Linked DNA regions of Mus musculus: region 2 is linked to region 1. The links are chromatin contacts, found by POLR2A ChIA-PET in ENCODE. All regions are on one chromosome and are shown on one strand. The core of a region is the stretch at or near the end of the contact, and the rest is flanking DNA. Distances in the headings are between cores, read along the strand shown. Region 1 holds the start of Racgap1 (Rac GTPase-activating protein 1). Region 2 holds the start of Cox14 (cytochrome c oxidase assembly protein 14).

The links. ChIA-PET counts read pairs that join two places held with the same protein, here RNA polymerase II (POLR2A).
Region 2: POLR2A ChIA-PET joins it to region 1 with 29 read pairs in embryonic stem cell. The contact joins the promoter of Cox14 here to the promoter of Racgap1 in region 1. POLR2A ChIA-PET finds 5 or more read pairs at or near these places in 4 of 5 experiments (Patski and embryonic stem cell).

The regions. Positions count from the first base shown.
Region 1 is chr15:99,649,372-99,653,010 of GRCm38, forward strand. Racgap1 (Rac GTPase-activating protein 1) reads right to left here and starts at 2,285. Exons shown (of 17, transcript NM_001253808.1): 1 at 2,136-2,285.
Region 2 is chr15:99,723,663-99,727,062 of GRCm38, forward strand. It overlaps Cox14 (cytochrome c oxidase assembly protein 14), which reads left to right and starts at 1,956. Exons shown (of 2, transcript NM_183256.3): 1 at 1,956-2,186. It overlaps Gpd1 (glycerol-3-phosphate dehydrogenase 1 (soluble)), which reads left to right. Exons shown (of 8, transcript NM_010271.3): 8 at 1-1,352. Gm16537 (predicted gene 16537) reads right to left here and starts at 812. Exons shown (of 3, transcript NR_155353.1): 1 at 655-812.

The DNA.
Region 1 (3,639 bases), core at 1,035-3,534:
AGACAGATCTCACAATGTGAATATATGCTGGGGGAGGGGAAAAGAATGACCTTTAAAGAGCACAACACAGACCTCATTACCCTCAGCCAGCCCTTTGCCCAGCATATTCCATCAGAGCTCCATAGCAGGGCACACACTGTGTTTGATTGTTAGCATCTTGTCTCCACTGAGCAAGCACTGAAGAGTTGGGCTACCACTGATCTAGTCATTCTCTTTGGACTCCGGTTTCCGGTTACTCTCTGCTGCCATCTCTAGCATGGACAGTCCCCCCATCTCATCCAGTCCCCATCCACCCCACCCCTGGGAGTTTACTTCTCAGTGAAGTCTCTTCCAGCCACACTATTTTCCATAACTCCTGGTTGCTTCTGCTCCAGAGCACTTGTCTCCACCTGATATGTTCACTTAGTTTACTGTCTGGAAAGCAAGGACTTTGCAGAGCCACTGGTATCTAGAACAGTGCCCAAGGCTTGGTGCAACAGGTTTTTTATTAATGTAGCATGGTATAAAAACCTTATATGGGGGGAAACCCAGGGGTAAAAGTCAATGTTATAATTCTATAAAGCTATCTCAAAAAACAAAAACCAAACAGAACCAAAAAAGTATAAGGCTAAGATTGGAGGGTCTGTATTTGTGGAGAGTTTGATAGAATGTCTCAGATCTGCAGCCAAATTATCTGAGTGATCTTTAGCTCCACTAACACACCAGACACCTCCTTGTGACTATCAGATGAAATTTTGGCCTGAATTACCTTTCACCCGGAGAATGGCAGCACACACCTTGAATCCCAGTGCTTAGGAGACATAGAGGTAGGCAGATCTCTGTGAGTTCCAGGCCAGCCTGGTCTACAGAGTTCCAGGACATACAGAGCTGTTACACACAGCAAAACCCTGTCTCAGAATAGAAATAAAAACAGAAACAAACACACACCTACCTTTCATCAACCCAAAAGCCAAGTTGACCAGCAGACAGCACTGAAGTCTAACACAGCATAAGAGTCCCTATCTTTACTGCACCCTGGCAGCCTGACATGCAGCCTCATCAGTCCACAGAGGTTTTAAAGGTTAGTAGAAGACAGTCTTACGTGAAATTACATGTACAATTGTGCTGGCCTGTAGCTCAGCTGATACCATGTCTCTCTAGCATGACAAGCCCCTGGTTTCTGTCCTCAACACAGCAAATACTGAGAATGGCAGATCACACATGTAATCTCCAAGTTATCCTGTAATGCCTGTAATCCCAGCACTCCAAGGACAGGAGGCTCAGAAGTCCAAGGTTATCCTTGGCTACAAGAGGCCAGCCTGGGCTACATAAGACACTACCACACATACACGGAGTCCAGTTTATTTAGGAGTGATAGAACTTTAAAAGGTAAACAGTAAATCCAATAACCTTCCGATACACTATTGGGAGTACTGCAGTCAGTCTCTCCCCCTCTTCCTCTCTTTCTTCCTCTCTTTCTGAGGCACAAAAACAAAGCTCTCATTCCAAGGGAAATGAGTGAGCCAAATATAAGTGACCCTGGCTAGTGAACATGAATCCAGAATACCAAAATACTACGTTGTGATATAACCATTCTCACTACGTTTTATAGTTAAGAACAAGTCTTAGCTTTTCTGTTGGTGGAAGCTGTTCATATAAATTAATACACCCCAAAGGGTTTCACATGCAAATCACAGAACAGTAGGTAGGTCAGTGACAGAGGTGGGCAATAAATTATTAAAAGGGGGGGGGGCCTGGAAAAAAAAAATCACCCGAGATAGGCTCCGAATTTGCAACATTCCAACTCTCCACAACTAGGGATGTTCTAATGAGCCTTGTGGGAGACAGCCTAGAAGGTAGAGGCTCTCCACGTCAGGCCGCCGGGTTCCCCAAACACCTGATTTCTCCCTCAAAAGAGACTGTTCCTCGGAAAAGGGTATGAGGGGGCTCTCCCCGCCATTCCCACGCCCGGCACTGGGGCTCGCCAAGACCACCTTGAGGGAACCACACCCGCACCCGGCCGGCCACGCCTCAAAAGGACGCCCCGACTTTGCAAGGAGCGCCACGCCGAGAGCAGCCGGGTCCCGCCGCCCCCTCCCCTCGCCCGCCTCCCCGCCGCCCGCTCGCTCGCTCGCTCGCGACCTCGACCGGCTTACCGAGGCTCCCGGCCCCGCGCACACGCAACCCCGTCCGGCCCGCGGCGCTCACTCTCCGGCCGCCGCGCCCCAGGAGGGCTGCTGTCTACCAGCGACGCGCCTCACTAACGGCAGTGTAAAACCGCGCCGCCAGATCCGGTTCAAAATCACGCACCAGCCAATCACAGAGGAGCTCATAATCACGAAGACGCAAGTGTCAGGGCCAGGGGGCGGGCGCAAAACGGAATGGGCATGCGCATTACATTAGCGAGACGCCCGAAAGGCGGCCATTTTGACTAAGGGCACACACACAATTTTGCGGGAGTAGTGGGTGTTTCGTGGCCCGTGTAGGACTCACATTCCAGGCTCCAGCTTCCTTTCTTGCAATTATCCTAATGACCTGTTGACTAATTGCATATTATTTCTTGCCTCCTGTTTCCCCACGCAGTCAAATAGGACCCTTGGAAACTAATAACTGAATAGTTTTCGGGTCTCACTGTAGAATAGGAAGAATTCCAGAAGGAGACAGAGCAGCAATCATTTTAACCATATTTACTGAGCTATAATTATCCCTCCATTCATTCACGCATTCATTCAGACTTCTATTTGATGCACAGTAAGTATGCCAACTTCATAGCAAGCACTCTGCTAGGAATCAGAAAAAAATACCGATCATGTGGTCTCTGCTTTCCAGTAGCTATGAATGGGGGAAGACAGCTCAAGAAAACAAATAGAAATGCAAAATGAAGTGTTATAATTCCATTTAATAAGTGGCACTTAAAATTTGGCGTCGTATTGGTACAGAGGCTTTGAAACTTTGAAAGATCTGGACCCAACATCAGAAATGCCTTTTACGTACACCAGCAAACTATTCATCTTAATCTATTAGTGTGTTCCCAATGTTTCTGTTCCTTTTTTTGTTATGTCTCTGTGTTGGTGTCCCTTCCTTCCTGAATTTACTAATTACTGGTAGGTGTGGCTACTAGCAACTTGACAAAATACTGGCTAGCTAGAGTTTACTAGAAACAGTGATCCAGGTACACCCCTTTAACCCCAGCACAGCAGAAGCAGATTTCTGTAAGTTCAAGGCCAGCCTGGCCTGCCTCAGAAGTCTAACCACCAAGGGAACTGAGCCCTTCCTCGAACTCTTTACAACCGTGGTATTTTCAAAGGCAGTTCTGGGTGGGTGTGGTGGCACACACCCGAAACCCCAGCACTTAGGGCGTGGAGGCTGAGGGATTAAGACCAGCCTCTGCTACTTAGTTTCACACCAGCCTAAAACAAACAAAAAATCAGATCCAACCATGGCTCTTCCTTGCTGAAAACCATTAACCGTTTCACTTCTCCTCCTTAAAAAAAGATCAGGGTCTTTAACAGGGCTCCCCTAACCTGGGCTTCCGGGCTCTCCAGCTGCCCCTCCTGACTCCCTCCTGTCTACAGGTCCTGAAGTGCACCAAGCTACTCTTAGCATCCAGCGCTTGCAGAACTCTTGCTGTTCCGTCTGCCCCAAACATCCTTCCTGCCC
Region 2 (3,400 bases), core at 706-3,205, 74 kb after region 1:
AGGCTGCCAAGGGAAGGGTCTGGATGCCTGAGCTGACACAGACCCCAGAGACCCTTTGGCCGACCTCTGCCAGGCCCCACACAACATCAACGATCTCACTGTTTGCTAACAAAATACAAAGCTCTCAAACAACCCCACTCTAACTTCTCCTAGCAACACTTGCTTCCTCAGAAGCCTCTACTTCCCCCTCCCCCAGGCTACTCTGGCACAAGAGTTGCTCTCCACAGGCATCTCTGGCCCTGGGGCGCTCCATTCTTCCCAGAGACTTCCTGGTTCCTGGAGCTTTGTCAGGGCCTCCCCACCCTGTGTGACCTTTCCCAGCTTTCCCTTGCCTGCACCCAGCTGCCAGCACCCTCTTTGGGGAGCAGGAATCTAATCTGCTGACAGAGCTACACTCTTTTCACAGCAGGCTCAGATGGCTCAGGCTCCCCTGACCTTCCTATTTGTCCACCTCCCCAGTCAGGAGCTCCGGCCCCGGCCAGCCCCTCCTACTGCTGACCTTTCTTCTCAGGGTCCTCCCCACAAGGCCGCTTCTCTCTGCAGTCACCACCAACTTCACGTCTAACAGAATGTAGGATTTATAGTTTATCGTCCTCAGGGCTGTCAGCCCATATTCTTGACTCTGCCCTTTCCTTTTGCCCAAGTCGTTCTCACCCAGCCTGGAAGGCCACCCGGCATCTGTAGGCTTAGAACTAAGGAGCAGCTCAAAGGTTCAGTAGGTTTCCACAAGGGTTGGTGGGTCCTAGTCCAAGGCCAGCTGTCCTCGGAACAGAACAAGGTCCTCGCGAGATCGGACCCACACACCTCAGGAGCTGGGGAACTCGAGGGAAGGACAATTGAAAACTGCCTGCCCTGGGGTGAGGGAGATCAGAGGGGGATGGGAGACTGCTTTGCACTGGCCCTGTTCCAAAGTTGGGTGGCAGCAAGAGAATGTCACAGATCAGCAGCCTGGAGCGCTAGCTATAAATAGCTGGAGGTTTCTCTCTCCACCAGGGGTCTCCATTTCCTGTGTGGCAGCAACTGGGACACCGTGGCTCTGGCCAGCTTGATATTAAACTAACACATTAAGGTGCCAGGTCCCTCTCTGCTCCTAGCCTTTAAGAATTCCGTCTTAGTGAAGGTCAGAGCTGTCGGGTAAGGGGAAGAGGGGGGGCCCTGTCATCGATCCCGACTGGGCTGGAACCCTCCCACGCATGACTCAATTCAGAGCTGTTCCCCGGGAGACTGGGGCGGGATGCAGACAGATTCCAACACCTTAACCTATGTTTGCTCAGTCAGTCAACTGTGAATCTGAGGTCTTCTGTCAGGCCACTTGTCTACCCAATAAAGTGTGGTTTTTCCAGAAACTGGAAGAGTTGGGGGAGTTTATGTGGCAGTGTGTGGGGTCATGTATCACTGCATGCATGTTTTACTCAATGTAAGACAAGAAGTGGAAAAAATCATCCTTGTTTAATAGCAGCCACACTCGGGCATCAATCGGCATTGGCGTCCACTCTGCTCACAGCCCCCACCTCCACCCCCCCACCCCACCCCCGTCCCCTTTTGTGCTTCGTATCCCCTCTTCCACCCAAGCTGTCAGCCAGTCTTCCCAGCGCTTCTTACAGGGTCTGTCACGTTGCCTGCCTACGAGGAGGTCGCGCACAAGGCAGAAATATTAGCGAGTCACCCTCCCATCCCCCGACTCACCCCCTACACCCATTCTGTGGCCTCACTAGTGCTGGTCCAGCTAAGGTCGGTTCCTCCGGATCACCCTGTAAAGGGCCGCTCCAGGCGGTAGGGGGCGCTAGGCCCATCGCTGGAGAATTCCGAGGATCTACCTAGCTACAGTTTACGTCACTGAACTTAGACTGCGGATTGGCTAATTCTGAGCTAAAATTTTTCCCGTTTTCCAAGGAGCGCTCTTGATGGACCAGAACCACACCCCCCAGAATTCAATGGGCCTTTCCGAGAGGAAGGCTAGACTGAGCGTGCGTAAGAGAGAGGTAGAAGCCGGAAGTTCAAGGCTGGCTCTCGCTTTAGTGGGCGAGTTTTCGCAGGGGGTGTCGGGTCCGGAGCGGGGCTGAGCACCAGTGGCTGAGGAGCTGCGCGTTGGTGACTGCCTCTTCCTGCCCTGCGGCGGCCGCGCGACTCTGCGAGTGGCAGACTGAGCAGGCATCGCTCTGACGCGGCCGAGTTGCAGCCTCCAGGTAGGCCGCGGGCCGGACGGCCAAGCGCACTCGCCCTCCCCCCACGCTCTCCTGCTCGGCGCACCGCGCCCCCTGCTCCCCGTGTCGCCGCTTTTCACGCTGTTCCCCTGCTCCCCGTTCCGAGTCCCTGCTGTCCCCTGTGCCCCGCACCGCGCTCCCCTCCGCTCCCCTGTGTCCCGCACCGCGCGTCCTCGGCCTGTGCCCTTGAGAGCGCGCGGCTCCTAGTCCCTGCGCTGTGCTAGCCCCTGCTGGCTCCCCGGCTGTCATAGTCCGACCGCCTTCCTGGTGTGACTGCGGCCTGGCTGTCCTCCCTTCTGAAACTGCTCGCCTCAACCCCAAAGCTCCTCACGGTCCCTCAAAGCCACTTATTTCTCTGAGGTCCTCACCACCTTCTCTGATCCTACAGAATATGGGGTTCATAGCTTACCTTTCTGGGCTCCGTTAGTCAGAAGTTGTTTTCTGCGGACACCAAGTCTCTCCAAAGAGGGCTAAATGACAGAAGCTGGGGTGGTTTTAGGGCTTTGATCCTTATTTGTTTTGTAAAGGATGCCCATCAGATGAAAACCTTCTGCCAGTCTCAAGAGTTTCTTTTATTTCCAAAGTTAATCCTTGTATCTGGGCTTCTAACTTCAGGGTTTTATTGTTTGTTTTTGAGGTTATCTCGGATTTGCTTCTTTTTGTTTCACACCCCCCCCCCGTTTTTTTGTTTTTTGTTTTTGACAGGGTCTCATGTCCACATCCTGAGTGCTGGGATTTCCAGCATATACCACATGCTCTGTTTAATGCAGTTCTGGGGACTGAACCTCTGGCTTTGTGCCTGCTACACTGAGTTACATCCCACTTTAAATCATACTCAAATCTTCTCTATCAGTGAACAAGGTGAAATTAGCTTTTCACCAGGGCGAAGTGACTCTGGCACTCTACAGGCAGGATCCCCCAGACACACACATCCTCAAGTCTATCTTCAGGTCCTCTCTCGGGAGAATTTCACTACCACAATAAGTAGCCTGATTAAAATATGGTTCTGAGGCTGGAGAGATGGCTCAGCAGTTAAGAGCCTTGCTGTTCTTCCAGAGGACCCAGGTTTGATTCCTAGTATAGTCTGGGTGGGCTGGTCACTTTTTTTTTTTAAAGAGATTTATTTCTGGATTTTATGTATATGAATACACTATAGCTGTCTTCAGACACACCAGAAGAGGGCATTGGATCCCATG